2 separate regions of the Mus musculus genome follow, and region 1 is linked to region 2. The links are chromatin loops, found by intact Hi-C in ENCODE. Cell type or tissue: heart. All regions are shown on one strand.

What was found. Hi-C counts contacts between places; a loop is a spot of excess contacts. Peaks named below come from ENCODE experiments on the same cell type or tissue, not always from the same donor. Only the 100,000 strongest peaks of a DNase experiment are listed, where the experiment ranks them.
Region 1: it touches region 2 in a loop (2.0-fold over the local background); 4 of 42 quality-filtered maps call a loop at or near these places.

What each region holds. Positions count from the first base shown.
Region 1 is chr3:84,352,969-84,360,968 of GRCm38, reverse strand. The region is part of intron 3 of 4930565D16Rik (RIKEN cDNA 4930565D16 gene); the gene reads left to right. Among named protein-coding and RNA genes, the nearest start is that of 4930565D16Rik, 23 kb to the left of the region's middle. In heart, a CTCF peak has its summit at 4,819; a DNase peak (open chromatin) is centred at 4,858; H3K27me3 peaks cover 2,036 bases.
Region 2 is chr3:84,442,633-84,450,632 of GRCm38, reverse strand. Fhdc1 (FH2 domain containing 1) reads left to right here. Exons shown (of 12, transcript NM_001205355.1): 11 at 1,719-1,883; 12 at 4,103-8,000. The coding sequence ends at 6,166. Among named protein-coding and RNA genes, the nearest start is that of Fhdc1, 33 kb to the left of the region's middle. In heart, no CTCF peak of the experiment used is centred here; no DNase peak of the experiment used is centred here; H3K4me3 peaks cover 771 bases; H3K27ac peaks cover 1,280 bases; H3K27me3 peaks cover 5,999 bases.

The sequences.
Region 1 (8,000 bases), 90 kb after region 2:
AAAGCCTATCTTATAAAACAGAAGAGGGGAACTTTTGAGGAGACTGTACCCCGAGCACCAAGAGTGTCGGTGTCTTTGGCACTCTTTACACTCAATTTTTTAAATATTGATGCTCATGGCCATACTGCGGCTGAACGTCATTGTTCAGAGCCAGATAGGCCCAATGAGATGGTTAAATGGAAAAATGTTCTTGATAATAAATGGTATGGCCCGGATCCTATCTTGATAAGATCCAGGGGAGCTATCTGTGTTTTCCCACAGAATGAAGACAACCCATTTTGGGTACCAGAAAGACTCACCCGAAAAATCCAGACTGACCAAGGGAATACTAATGTCCCTCGTCTTGGTGATGTCCAGGGCGTCAATAATAAAGAGAGAGCAGCGTTGGGGGATAATGTCGACATTTCCACTCCCAATGACGGTGATGTATAATGCTCAAGTATTCTCTTGCTTTTTTACCACTAACTGGGAACTGGGTTTGGCCTTAATTCAGACAGCCTTGGCTCTGTCTGGACAGGTCCAGATGACTGACACCATTAACACTTTGTCAGCCTCAGTGACTACAGTCATAGATGAACAGGCCTCAGCTAATGTCAAGATACAGAGAGGTCTCATGCTGGTTAATCAACTCATAGATCTTGTCCAGAAACAACTGGATGTATTATGACAAATAACTCAGCAGGGATGTGAACAAAAGTTTCCGGGATTGTGTGTTATTTCCATTCAGTATGTTAAATTTACTAGGGCAGCTAATTTGTCAAAAAGTCTTTTTCAGTATATGTTACAGAATTGGATGGCTGAATTTGAACAGATCCTTCGAGAATTGAGACTTCAGGTCAACTCCACGCGCTTGGACCTGTCCCTGACCAAAGGATTACCCAATTGGATCTCCTCAGCATTTTCTTTCTTTAAAAAATTGGGTGGGATTAATATTATTTGGAGATACACTTTGCTGTGGATTAGTGTTGCTTCTTTGATTGGTCTGTAAGCTTAAGGCCCAAACTAGGAGAGACAAGGTGGTTATTGCCCAGGCGCTTGCAGGACTAGAACATGGAGCTTCCCCTGATATATGGTTATCTATGCTTAGGCAATAGGTCGCTGGCCACTCAGCTCTTATATCTCACGAGGCTAGACTCATTGCACGAGATAGAGTGAGTGTGCTTCAGCAGCCCGAGAGAGTTGCAAGGCTAAGCACTGCAATGGAAAGGCTCTGCGGCATATATGAGCCTATTCTAGGGAGACATGTCATCTTTCATGAAGGTTCAGTGTCCTAGTTCCCTTCCCCCAGGAAAAACGACACGGGAGCAGGTCAGGGTTGCTCTGGGTAAAAGCCTGTGAGCCTAAGAGCTAATCCTGTACATGGCTCCTTTACCTACACACTGGGGATTTGACCTCTATCTCCACTCTCATTAATATGGGTGGCCTATTTGCTCTTATTAATAGAAAAGGGGGAACTGTGGGAAGCCGCCCCCACATTCGCCGTCACAAGATGGCGCTGACATCCTGTGTTCTAAGTTGGTAAACAAATAGTCTGCGCATGAGCCAAGGGTATTTACGACTACTTGTACTCTGTTTTTCCCGTGAACGTCAGCTCGGCCATGGGCTGCAGCCAATCAGGGAGTGATGCGTCCGAGGCAATTGTTGTTCTCTTTAAAGAGGAAAGGGGTTTCGTTTTCTCTCTCTCTTGCTTCGCTCTCTCTTGCTTCTTACGCTCTGGCCCCATAAGATGTAAGCAATAAAGCTTTGCCGTAGAAGATTCTGGTTGTTGTGTTCTTCCTGGCCGGTCGTGAGAACGCGTCGAATAACACTTCTTCCATTTCTGGTTGCTAATTTCTTCTCTCTCTCTCTCTCTCTCTCTCTCTCTCTCTCTCTCTCTCTCTCTCTCTCTCCACATTTGTTTACCTTTCCTTCTGATCACTCTTGACAAAGGTCATGAGATTATCATAAGTGGGTTAGTGATAGGCCCATAGTAACTTATGCTTGCGTAAATGTTTTTTTTTTCTTTTGTTTTTGTCTTATTTGTGGTGCTACAGATAGAAACTGGAGCCTTGCATTTTGCATGAGCCACACCCCTTCCCTCACCTACGTGCTCTACAACTGATAATTATGTACCATACTCCCTAATGTTTAACTCCACTCCTGTTGGCTGTGCTGTTAAACAGTTGGTGATGACCTACAGTTCTTGGTTTATTAGGCTCTATACTTGAGACCTCCACTTCAAGATTCCTCTATTTTTCTTTTCTATTGTCTTTTCTGTTATCCTGAGTAGGAGTAATTCATACTTCACTCTCATCCAAACACAGGAACCCTTTAGAATCCCATCTCTATTAACATTACAATCAAGAGGCCAAAACTTGATTCAGGAGCTGAAGAGATGGCTCAACAATTAAGAACATTTGCTATTCTTCCAGAGGACCGGGGTTCAGTTCCTAACGTTCACATTGCAGCTCATGGTATCCTGTAATTTCAGTTCCAGGGAATCTTCTGCCCTCCATGGGTACAGTCACACATGTTTTTCCCCAATCTATTTACATAAAATAACAATAATTACAATTTCTTAAAATCTTGATTAGGTTTGGAAGTATTAAATTAAGAGTATTTGCATCTATGTCCATTAGAAATCTTGATCTATAGAGCTCTCTTTTCTGTTGCGTCCTCTGGTTTTGGTGTCAGGATCAGGTTGGCTTCTGAGAATGAGTTTAGTATTTATGAGTTTAGTGTGAGGATAATAGTATCCCTTCCCTTACTGTAGTCTGAGGAGCATTCGTGTTAATTCATTGAAAGTCTGGATTTTAGCTATGATTCTATCTGCTCCTGGTTTCTCTCTGTTGGGAGACTATAACTGCTCTAATAGCATCACTCAGAATAGACCTGTTTGAGCTGTTAGCATCCTGCTGGTTTCGTATTGGTAGACCACAGGTGGCTAGCGATTTCTCCAGGGTTTTGAAGTGTTGCTCGATGATGCTCTGGGTTTTATCTGTATCTGTTGAAGAGTAGCTGTTCTCATCTCTCTTCTTTCTGCTGGCTTACATAAGGTGGTTGGTGATCTTGTCCATCTTTTCAAGGAATCAATTCTTTGTTTCCTTGATTTATTCAAGACACTCTCTCACAGACATGGCCACAGGCCAGTGTGATCTGGGCAATGCCTTCATCACCAGTGGTGTCAGGTTGACAATAATAAGCAAGACAACTCTTTGCAGCCAACGCTTCTTAATGTTCTCTCTAATTTGAGCACATTACTTTTCTTTCATCCTTCACCCTGTTCATCAAGGTCCAGGTTCCTCGCTATGTGATCTCCCTTCTTCCGCTCTCTTGGGGTAGCCATTTTCTGCAGTTCCCTTCCTTTGTTCCCTTCTCCAACCCTCTTTGGCTGCCACATTTCTGCTCACGCAGTCGCCCGAAGGAAAACCACACCCCAGGTGAATCTCCACTTCTGTTCCCATTCCTGATGCAGACGTCTTGCTGCTCCCTTGCATGTCCGACCATTGCCTCCAGATAGCCTGCCTCAGACAAGTTCACCCCAAATCTTCTTCCCTGATCATCCCTTGCCTGTTACCTCCCTATGAAGCTCCCTGTAACTCCAGCCTGAAGTCATGGAACCCTCATCGTCTCCTTTCCCCATCCCCTTTCCCATAAAACCACATACCGTGTTTTGTCAGTCTCCAGCGCGTGTTTTCTATGATCCTTCCTCTCATGACTCACTCTTAAAAAAAAAAAAGATGTATTTATACTTTTCAATTTATCCATGCGCATGTATGTATGTGTGTGTGTGTGTGTGTGTGTGTGTGTGTGTGTGTGTGTGAATGCTCAGGCATACATGTATGTGCATATCTACAGAAGCTATAAGAGGATACCAGATCCCCCAAAACTGGAGTTATAAGAGTCTATGGGTGATGGGAACTGAACTTGGGTCCTATGCAAGAGTATCTAACGCTTTTAAACATGGCACCATCTTGCCAAACTCCCTCCCATCACCACCGTTACGTTACTGCTTTTGCCTTGAGATGCCTTGGTTCGTGTGTGTGTGTGTGTGTGTGTGTGTGTACACGCATGCACGCACATCCATGTCATAGAGTATGTGTGGAGACCAGAAGACTACTTCTAGGAGTCAGTTCTCTCCTTTACCACGTACATCCTGGGACTAAGCTCGAGCCTTGCTGGTAGGCACTCTCACCCACTTCCCCATCCTCTTGGCCCTTGGTTTCTATTTCAACATCTTTTCATTCATTCGCCTCACTGACACTAGGCTAATGTTGCTTAGTATATAGCAATAAAGAACAAAACCAGTTTTAGTAAAACTACCCGCTGATTACTTTGAGATTGTTGACTGTGAAATTCAGAGCTCTTAACTGAATTGAAGTACGTTGAATCTGGCTGGAGAATCTGTACTCTCTGGCTCTAACTCATTTGCATACCCCGTGTCTCAGTTACACACACTGCCATTTTCCAAGCTGTGTCCTGCAACACAATAGTGACCTTCAGGAAGGGAATACTGTCCCTTAATTAAAAAACGTTCTGTGGTGATTGCGTTTAACCAAAGGCGAACTGTTTTCTTGCACAACCTCTCAAAGCCTTGACTATGCTGCCACATATAGATACTGTGAGCCTTCAATTGAGAGGAAAATTATATGCTATTTCTCAACACTGTTTGAACATGAAATCCCATTTAAGGGGCCACCATTATCTCACAAGATACCACTGTTCCAAGAAACACATTTTCAACCGAGCAAACACAGGCACCTCTTTATTCCCAAACACTCAGATTCTCACACAGTCCTCTCAGATCAAGCCAGTGTTTCTCCGTGAAGGCTGCCCTCCAGGGGACATTTAGCAATCGCTCTGGCAAGCGCAGTAGGGAGCTCCACCCCCTGTGTGGGAGGAGCCAGGGCTGTGGCTACATCTTCTAGAATATCCAGGCCAGGCCCCCCAACAGCCAAGAATGATTCAGAGGAAACATCAGCGTGTGTAGCTCACTCTCCTCTTCTCTCTCTCTCTCTCTCTCTCTCTCTCTCTCGGTTTCTCTGTATAGCCCTGGCTGTTCTGGAGCTCACTCACCAGGCTGGCCTCGAACTCAGAAATCTGCCTGCCTCTGTCTCCCAAGTGCTGGAATTAAAGGTGTGCACCACCACTGCCCAGCTCTCCTCTTTATCCCCAAAGCTGTATCCATGTCTTCAAGGCCAGAGCCAGCATTTCCTCTGCTGCAATGCCTGGATCCTACAACTTAGATTGTCTCCTCGAACCTGTGCTTTGTAGCATGTGTTGAGTTCTTTCCTTAATTATACATATTTGTGCATGTCTATAACATTTCACCCTGGATTGTCACATCACCGCGAGGGGACAACATTGTGATCTTTTCCTTGCTCCATCTAAAAAGCTATCATAGTGCCAACAAGATCTTACTCAGTGAAATCTTTCACCCCGGAAACCTCCTCACCCTCATGCTCTGGTCAGTACCCCTATGCATTCCCCCCACGACTTTCCTTTTCTTTCTGTGTCTGTAGCCATTCCACAGTTCATTGTGTGGCTCCAGGTGGTTACACCATCCGGGAGAAGAGATGGCATCCTGGAGAAGAGAGAGCTGCCCCCTGACTTCACACAGGCCTCAGTTCCACATCCTGCTTCTCTATCCTATTCCGACAAAAGATTTTCATTCCTGGGAACTGGAGCGAAGGTGACTCTGCTTCTTGGGTTTTGGGAAAGATTCAGGTAGATGTATAAGGCACCTGGATCATCGTGGATGCTCAGTGATGGGCTCTAGGATGTAATTCAGTGAAAGAACACAAACTTAGTACACCACAGCTCCCAGTTCAGTCTTCAGCAAGTACACACACACACACACACACACACACACACAGACAGACACACACAGAGACAGACACACACAGACACACACACACAGACACACACACACACAGACACACACACACACACCACAATGTCTGAAGGGTCTCTCTTGACCCAGTCAGCTGCATGGGCTTTTCTTGTATTGATCAGAAAGCTCTAAACACTGAAATTCTCTGCCACAAGGCTCTAAATACCTATAGCTGGTTCATTGCACAGTGTGTGTTACCATCTTTCTCAGATACTTACTTGCACTTCTTCCCAAACTATCAGTTGTTGATAAGTGGCCCATATGCTGCACTTTGAGCAAGCCTGCGTATCCCAGCTCCATCTCTGGTTCATAGTTTCCCCACTGCTTACCTACATCAATCACATCAGCTTTCTGTGATGGCGACAAGAACAAAACAAAACAAAACAAAAACGGCAAACAAACAAAAATCCCAGCTGTACTGGCTAGTTTTGTGTCAATTTGACACAGGCTGGAGTTATCACAGAGAAAGGAGCTTCAGTTGGGGAAATGCCTCCATGAGATCCAGCTGTAAGGCATTTTCTCAATTAGTGATCAAGGGGGGAGGTCCCCTTGTGGATGGGACCATCTCTGGGTTGGTAGTCTTGGTTCTATAATACAGCAGGCTGAGCAAGCCAGGGGAAGCAAGCCAGTAAGGAACATCCCTCCATGGCCTCTGCATCAGCTCCTGCTTCCTGACCTGCCTGAGTTCCAGTCCTGACTTCCTTTGGTGATGAACAGCAATGTGAAAAGTGTGAGCTGAATAAACCCTTTCCTCCCCAACTTGCTTCTTGATCATGATGATTGTGCAGGACTAGAAACCCTGACTAAGACACCAACCAACACCAGCACTCCCGATATCCAGCTTGTAAGGAGATTGGTGTATTTGTCTTAGCTTCCCAGGTTCCATCCACAGTTGCACAGTCCTGTCGCCTTGGGCCTGTAGCAGCCCAGTACTTCATGGTAGGAAGCAAACAGAGGGAAAGGAAGAGCCTGGGCCACTGTCTCTTTCAGTGCATACCTCCAGTGGCCAACCCTTCTTTCACAAGGCCCCAGTTCTCCACCACATCCCCGTAATGCTGTGGGTGGGGACTGGGCCTTTGGGAGGCTCTCCAGCTCACTGCTGTGTGTATAGCACTACCCATGACAGAGGCCCATCCTCAGCCCTTCCTCATCTCCAGGTGTTGTTCTTGTACAGACAGGTGAGTCCTTCCAGCGGGTTCCGCCGCTAGCAGTCTTCACTGTGTGGCAGCACTCTTCATGTGGAAGAATGGAAAACGCACCTACTAGAATTTTGTGATGTTTCCTGGTTTTCATTTTGGATGATACAGGGGGGCCATAGCTTATACTTTGCCAAAGCTATTTTGCCCATGTTAGAAATATTCTGATATATTTATTCCAAATTATCCAATGTCCTCTGAACTTGAAGGTATCTTTAAAACACACATCTTTTCCTAAGCTTTGTGCCCACCATGGAGGGAGGGTTCCTCTGGGCCAGGAAGAAATGCAAGTCATGTCCATGTCCTAGATGTCACCTGAGTTAGACTGGAGCAGAGCAAGGTGGCACCACATACCAGGCTCTGGGAGAGTGCTTACACACGGGAGAACAGCAATGGGACATCAGCATTTTAATGAACAATTTTAATGGCTTACCCCGAGTAATCCCCCTGATTTGGAAGGATTAAATTTCGTTTGACAAAACCACTGGTGCATGGGGAAAGAAGTCTCCTGAACTACTTATTGCTCCAGCAGGGGCTTGGCAGGGCCAGGGGGCCTGCAAGATACACAGCTGGTGGGAACCACTGTGTCCAGACTCGTGAAAACTGCCTGGCACCTGAAAACAGGCCCTTCAAAACAGTCACAAGAAGTTGGGGTCAAACCTACTGAGGTGATGGAGAGGAAAACAGAGTCTAAGCCACGTTAGCTACAACCAGCGCAGACTCCGTTCCCTACCGGTCTCATAGGTTCTCCGTTCATCTCCCTCTTCCCTCCCTCTCCTGATCCCCATCCCAAGCCATCAGATATTCTGTATATTTAGATGGCCCCCAATTTATAATCATATTGCTAAGAGAAATTAAAGAAGATATAGTAGGAAGGTATTTCCTGTTGAACTTTTATACCCCGGAAGGCAGTAATATTATTCAAATTTCCA
Region 2 (8,000 bases):
AACCAAGGCCTTCTGCCTGCTAGGCAGGGGCTGTGTATACCACCCAGGGTGCAACTGCAACCCAGAGGCTGCTGCCATCTCTCAGTGCAGAGCAGTACCAAGCACAGTCGGGTGCATGAAGTTCTGGTTCTGTGCAGGATGCTATAGAATTCATGGCATCCAACTCCACTGTGACTGTTTTTCCAGCCAGTGTTTAGAGTGTTTGGCTGTCCCAGGTGCAACGTGGGCTCTGTTAGGCCGTTTCTTCCTGGTATCCATCCATCCATCCCCACAGGGTCTGCGGCTAAGTCATAGGAGTTCTTGTCAGGAGGCCCACTCTTCCGCAGTTGTTCTTAGCTGTTTGCCCTGCAGAAGAGCAATGGACAAAGCATTATCTTTCTGTGAATACCCTCTTCTCTTCGAAGCCACATCAGGAAGGCTCTCGCTGCCTTGGGCCATCAGCTCAGGTGGTTTCTCTCTCTCTCTCTCTCTCTCTCTCTCTCTCTCTCTGGTTTCACTTTCCTAAATAGTTTTTGTTTCCCACCATCCCTAGAATGTTAAGCAAAGGCTGGCTAAGGGGAAAGCGGTTGAACTGGTACACTTCTGCTGTGTAGCTGGCTAAGTGTTCCCTCCTCCAAGGAGGGCAACCTGTTTCTTTCCTATACCTTAAGCCCAGCCACTCACTCCAAAAGAACTTCCTCACAGGTAGACTTTCTTAAGATACACACATACTTGTCATTTCACGAAACAATATGCTTCCTACATTCCTTCTCATATAAGCTTAGTAAATATGGCAGCAATGAAAGCTGTCCACGCAGCAGCTCAAACATTCAACCCCCTTTCTCGCCACACACAGCCACCTCATGGCTCAGAGGCAGTCGCTAACCTATATCAGGGAACTATGCCTTGTGACCCTTGGGCATCACCAGCCCACTCTCTATGACTTGGGAATGTACTGGGGACACACGGTCTTCTGTCACGCTGAGGACTTTGATGAAGTAGCACTGAAATTCTTGGCAGCCATAACCCAGAGGAGCCAAGGACAGTAGGGACTGGGATAGGACCTACCCGAATCTCTTAGGGAGTTCTGATACACCCCAAACCTGCTGCATGTGGGGTACAGCTGCTCAGGGAGTACTCCAGTCTCCCATCCTGGGCAGTCGGGACAGTGACCTAATAGAGTGTATTTGGGATGGAGTGTAGCTCCCCTCTCAGCAGAACAGCATGGGCAGCTTGTCAGGACAAGTTAACTTCCGAGACCTCAGCCCAAAGGAGAGTCTGTTTTAAGAGGAGGAAAAGCAAATACAACCGAAATTCTAAATGACGACAAGCTGTTTGCCTTGGCAACTTCTCTAAGGGTCTTAAAGGGAAAAAATCTTGGTTAATGACATTCTACATGAGGGTTATGGCTCCATGTTGATTTACTTAGAGACAGGGTCTCACTGTGTTAACCCAGCTGGCTTTGAACTCCCTGTCTCTCAGTCTCCAGCTCCCAAACGCTGGGATTACAGGTGTGCACCACCCCCTTCTGGCTCCTTTAGTTCATTTTGTGGCCTCTGGGTCTCGGGTAGGAGGTCGCCTTGTTCCCTTGAGCTTTGGTTTGAGTTGACTCGTTTTCCTTTTGGCTCCGAGCGGCCTTTGCAGCCTTCCCTTTCCAGAAACCTGAAATGGAACCCCAGTACTGTGTCCACCTCAGCTGACCTTGCTTACCACACGCGTCCCTGTTTGTTTCCATGTAGTTTGCTGTGGAGAAGTTGGCGGAGCTGGAACTCTGGAAACGGGAGCTGCAGGGTGAAGCTCACACCCTTATAGACTTTTTCTGCGAAGACAAAGAAACCATGAAACTGGATGAATGCTTCCAGATATTCAGAGACTTCTGTACCAGATTCAACAAAGCAGTTAAGGTATGAATGGTGGCACTGCCCTGTTCCCAGGGTCCTTGGGATTTTCATTTTCCTGCTTACTGACCTAGTCCTCTGCCTGTGGCAGAAAGATGGTCATCAGTTCTTTGGTTTCAGGACCGTCTGGCCGGGTGGCATGCCAGGCTCATGGCCCGGATGAGTAGGAGGTGACTCTGTTGTAGTATCAGGACTCTGGCATGGTGGCCTCTGGCCTTTGCTACTCATACAGCATGCAGAATGCCCTAGAAACATTTTGCTAGCCAACACTGCTTATGGTAATGGGACTTGGAAGTTTCCTGCACATTTGACTCTTTTTCTCAGCCCTTCCCTAGGAGGAAATGTCAGCCTCTAGGGAAGTTTGAATAGCCTAGAAGTGGTCTCTTAATTGAATTCAGAAGCCAGAAAACTTCCCAGGTTGTTGGTCCTTGGTAAAGGAAACATTTATCTGAAAATGGGAACACTACAGCCTCTCCTCTCTGACAGCATCTCTCTCAGATCTCATTATTTTAGGTGACACAGAGGGACCAGCTACTCCTGATTCATCTGCTGGCCATATTTGATTTATTTACCTGCCTACTTGTTGATTTACAGTGTAGGATTCAACCTAGGGCTTGCACTATTTCTAACAGAAACTGTTCGCATTTCTTCATAATTCCTTTGGGTTCCTCTCCACTGCTTTATCTCAATGAGGGAGGTGAGCTGAGCCCGCTGCCACGTTAACAAGCTTCTATCCAAGCAGTGAGCTCAGCTGTGGGAGGCCGTGGGGGGTAGCCGAAGCCAAAATGACTCTGAGGCTCTTACTCTCCATCTGGATACTGCAGGCCTGTGAGGCCACTGTGGATGTTCATGCCCAGTGGTCATGAGAGACAGGGCCTGGACCACCACCACTGTGTGAAGGCTTAAGATAACAATACCAAGAGTTTGGGGACCCTGGGGAGGCTGTGGCTGGAGTTGCAGGAGCCAAGACTCCCCAGGCAGAGCTCCACAGGGACTTGGAAAGGAAAGCCCACTGGAAGAGGAAGCTTATTGTCAAATAAAAGCTGCTAACAATAACAGAGCCGAGGTGTCTGCATAACCACATGGTTTCATGGGCTTCAGGACCCAAAAGAAACTCAGGAGTTACTTCACAAGTGTAGCCGTGTCTGCATACTTAAAACGCCTGCAGACTCAGCCAACCACAAATTGAAAATAGTGTTTAAAGATTATATCTGTGCCAAATGTCTAAAGGTTTTTTTTTTGTCATGCCTTAAACAATGCATATGTAACTCTTACACAGCATTAGCTATAAGTAATTTAGAGTCAATGTAAGTCATATATGAGGATATGCATACAATATATGTAAATTCTGTTCTATTTTGCATCAGAGACTTGAGCATCCTCAGATTTGGTATCTAAGTGGGTAACGGGAGTGAGTCCCTGACGGGGACAACATAAGAGATCACACAGAGAAGTGAAGGACACTTTGAAGTCTGCATTTGGGTTCTGTGTCTTTGGGAAAGGTTGATTGCTTTCCAGTCTAGGTGGCTGAAGGATTGTAAAGTGCGCCTATTTCTCTTCTCTGATTGTAGGGATGGACCTGGGCCTGAGGGACAGAACCCTCACCTCTGCCTCAGGCTGTGGCTGGCAGAGCCACCAGGGCATATTTGTTCATTTAGCTTCATCCAGAGCACTCAAAGAACGCAGTGAAAGGCAACTCTCCATGTCTCTAGCATATGCTCATATACCCAACTCAGTGCTGAATAGAATGTTCTGTTTGAGAGTATACGTGTATTAACTTAGAGAGGAGCATGGATAGAGCCACACGACTGGCTTGTACAATTCTGGGTGCACTCTTATAGCATCCGTGGTCTCTACATCTCTACAATTGCCTAGGTGGCTTGGCTGGAGTTGAGACTGCGTGGATATACAGAATCACAGCCCATGTGGGAAGCTGGACATTGGGCCGAGGGATCAAATGAGGATGGCAGACAGATTGTTGGAGCAAAGCCTAGCATGTCCCTTTGTCAGACCCATAAGTTGCTTCAGGAAGTTTGCTCACCCTACACACACACACACACACACACACACACACACACACACACGTACAGAAGAAGGCAGAATCTGTGTGGGATAGGACCCACAGCTGTCTATGAAAGTACCTCTCATTAAATGTCACAGTGAGTGGGCCTAGTACTGCACCCAGGCTCCCTGTGTCTCATGCTGGCATCTCTCCACTCTATTAGGACAATCATGACCGGGAGGAACAGGAGCGGAAGCAGCTACAGAGGCAGAAGGAGATGGAACAGAAGCGGTATTCCTGGTCAACTGGGGAACTCGGGAGCTTTGGCAGGAGCAGCAGTGAGAATGATGTGCAGATGCTAGCTAAGACAGGCACAGAAGACCTGCCCTCCTTCCTGAAGCCCAGGCCCAACAGCCCCTCCTACCGGCCCCCCAACACACGTCGCTCCCGCCTCTCCCTGGGCATCTCTGCGGACCGGGAGCTTTTGACCTTCCTGGAGAGTGCCACCAGCAGTCCAGAGGACCCCAACAAATTCAACAGTTTGCCCCGGAGCAGTCCCCGACAAGCTCGGCCCACCATCGCCTGGATGGAACCCAGAGAACAACAGAGCCATGGCCCTAACTTTACACATGAACCTCAGGCCTCAAAGATCCAGGAGAAAGCCCCTCCCCCTGCTTGGCAAAATCAGCTTCCGACAACCTGGCGGGAGGAGCCTGCTTCTCCCCTCCCACTGGCTGGGCGGAGCAGGCCGAGCCTCCGAAAAAGGAACAGTGAACCTGTGGGCTTGGGTCCCACACAAAGCCCTCCACTCTTACCATTGGATCTGGGTGTTAGGGAGCATGAGTTGGTCACAGGGCTGACCCAGTTTGACCTCCAGAGTCCCAAGAGCCTGGAGGAAGGATCCCAACTGACTCTGAATGACTTCTGTCCCACAAAGCTGCCATCTCCAGGGGATAGGAGCTCACAGCCCTTTGCTGCTGGCGGTGACAGTCTCCCACCCAAGGACACAGACACCCAGGAGGTTCTCAGCCCAGCTGGGGAGGATGACAGGACCATCTCTGATGAACCCAGCAGTGAGGCTCTCGTGTCTGTGGTTGTCACCGACACTGAAGATAAGGATGCTGGACCTCTGTTATATGTCTCAGATACCACAGACTGCTCACTGACTCTGGACTGCTCCGAGGGAATGGACTCCAGAGCCGGGGGAGACAAGCAAGAGGAAGAGAAGGAAGGGGATGGCTCAGTGTCCTCTGGGGCTGGAGAGGCAGGAAGCAGCCAGGTTTCCTCCAACTCTGTTTCCAGCCCCCCTGGGGAGGTTCCTGCTCCAAAATCCAGTAAGAGTGAGCTGAGCTGCCAAGGTGGCCTTCCGAAGGACAGACCCAGCAGAGGGAAGGATGCTATAGCACCAAAGAGAAATTCCTTCAAAGAGGCTTCAGTAGGGGCTTCAAAGCCTGTCAGTGCACGGCGCAGCCAAGGGGTAACAACCAAGCCTGTGCGAACCTTGAACTCCTCCGAGAACGAACATATGCGCAAAGTGGTCCCTATCTCCAAGTCCAGCAGGGGAGCCGGGCCCTGGAAGCGGCCGGAACCGACACCCAAGGCTACCCCTCGGGAGACACCCAGCAGCACAGACACACCACTATCACGAAGGAGCTCAGTGAGAGGAACTTCGGACACTTCGCCCAGGAGGCCCCAGGTGAGTGGATCTGGGGCAGAGGAGCCCAGGCTGCCCCGCTCGAGTGGCAGCATCAGTGGACGGCCAGGGAAGGACGCCCCGCTGCAGCCCAGAGCCTCGTTCAGGAAGCCTAGCGCCAAGCCCCTCAGAAACATCCCCAGGCAGAAACCTGAAGAAAACAAGGTCAGCAGCCCCAACTCTCCTGACCCCGAGAGTCCCAAGGAAGAGCCCAAGGCTCCTCAGGCTACGGGTGTCTCTCGAGCCCTTCCCCCCATCCCAAGTTTTGCTCGAAATACGGTGGCCTCGTCATCTCGGAGCCTGCGAACGGATGCTCCACCCGCGGCCAGAACCACTGGCCTCACCAGGACAGTCTCCCAGCGGCAGCTTAGGGTCAAAGGTGGCTCCGAGGATTCTGCCTCCAAGGACATTGGCACTTTGAAGAGGGCCAGCAGTGCTCGGGCCTCCAAGAAGTGTCCTGAATCTGCTGGGGGTTCAAGTGCCAATGTAGAAACCTCACTGAAGGGCAGAGGGACGACGGAAAGATCCTCTCTCAGACTGAAGGACTCGGGGCAGGCCACCCTCGGGAGGATCCTCCGTCCCCTGCAGAAATGATGACGCCTGTCTGCATTTCTGCCTTGTGGGATGTTAGCTGCTGGGACTGGCTGCTGCGGGGGGAGGACACAGAGGCCAGTCTTAAACATCTTGTTACACATCGAGCAACACACTGGTGCCACCTGCTTAAAGGTCACGTCACTAAAGGTACAAGGAGAGCTATAGCCTGCTGTGCAGACTTCTGCTTCGAAATCAAAGCTGAGAGTATCCTTATTCTGCACAGTACTTTGTCAGGGGCTGGCACCTCCTGTCACTCATACTCAGGACCCTATCCCTAACTCCTGCCCCGAGACAAAGATCCAATAATAGTCTGGACATGTAAGATGACAATTCTTATGTAACAAGTAAAAAAAAAAAAATTCTGGCCAGTTTTTATATATCAAAGACTTATTTTTTAATATTATAAAAATAAAAAAGATGTTTTAGTTCCTTTTTCAGAGTGAAATGCCTCCCAGGAATGGGGGGATTATCCTTAATATGAAACTGTTTGTACCTTCATCCCCACCCCCTGCCTCGGGGTTCCATCAGCGTGTATGTGGGAGAACACACACCATACCTAGCCAGGGGTGGCCTCTCACAAGCTCTTGGGTGGTTGTACGGTTGAGGCTGTCTCCTTGAGAACTTTCTGGCTAGCTAATGTGTGGGTTCTCCTCAAATGACTCTGGGTGAGGATTTCATGTGAATAGGAGGGACGTCAGATTTGTATGGGTAAAAATCTGATGTTACTGTGAGTTTAAGGGGGCCCCAAGGGTGTGAGGCCCATGGCGGGGAGCCCATGGCTATAGGGAAGTTTTCCCTGAAGATAGGAGCAACTGTGTAGGGTGCTGGATAGGGTGCTTGGTGTAGAAGACAGCAAGGGCTGCCCAGCTGAGTAGGTCCTTCCCATGTGTGCAATGGTGGCCACTCGCTTCTGTTAGCTCCGGGTGGAGAGGGAAATGACCCTTTTTGTGGGTCAGGCTTCCTTCTCTTCTGGGGCCTCAGTACCCCACCCCCACCTGCTATTCTATTTGATTTTGCTTTTAGAGACATTGTGAGACCTAGTCTAGGCTGGCCTCTTACTTGCAATCCTCTGCCTCAGCTTCTGAGTGCTAGGATAACAGGTACAAGGCACCAGGCCCAGCCTAGGGATACTGCTTGGTGTCAGCCTGTCTTCCTTGGTACAGCGCTTCTCAAGTCCAACTGAGAGAAGCCCAGTCATGGTTGTTTATTTTAAATAGACTCTTACCCCCCAAGAAACACTGACTTCTGACTTCAGGAATCTTAACACTGGGGAAATCTGTGCAGGAGATAGGCATCGTGCAAACAGAAGTTCTTACCCAATGCTCTTTTTACTACTTCTCTATTAAACCCAGGAAATAGAGAAGAAAGTGGGGGGGGAAGCTTGAAATAAAAGCCCTGCCCCCTTCTTTCTGAGTCACTTCTTAGTGAAATCTCACTTTAGATCAGACACTGGTGACTGGGTGGGCTAGGTCAGCGTGTCACACTGTGAGGTGACTGCGGAGGCTGCTATGGTCTCTCCTTTCGGGAAGCCTCTCCATCTTTGCCTGGGAACTGAGCTGCTGTCCCTGAGCTGCAGCAGTTGAACAGTACAGTGGCAGAGATAGGCTGCAGTCACCACCTCTTGTTAAAAACAGCCCTGAGCAGCGATGTCTGGGCAGCTAGGAAGCCCTCAGCAATCTGTCCCCCTCTGGAACCCTCCAGAACCAGAAGGCCTGTGGGTGGGTGGGAACGGATGAGAGACGACACGTGCTGACAGGTTTGTGGATGGTGAATTGAGTAGCCCCGTGGGAGGGCCCAGGGACCCATCCTGTGCCGTATTCCAACACCGCTTTCG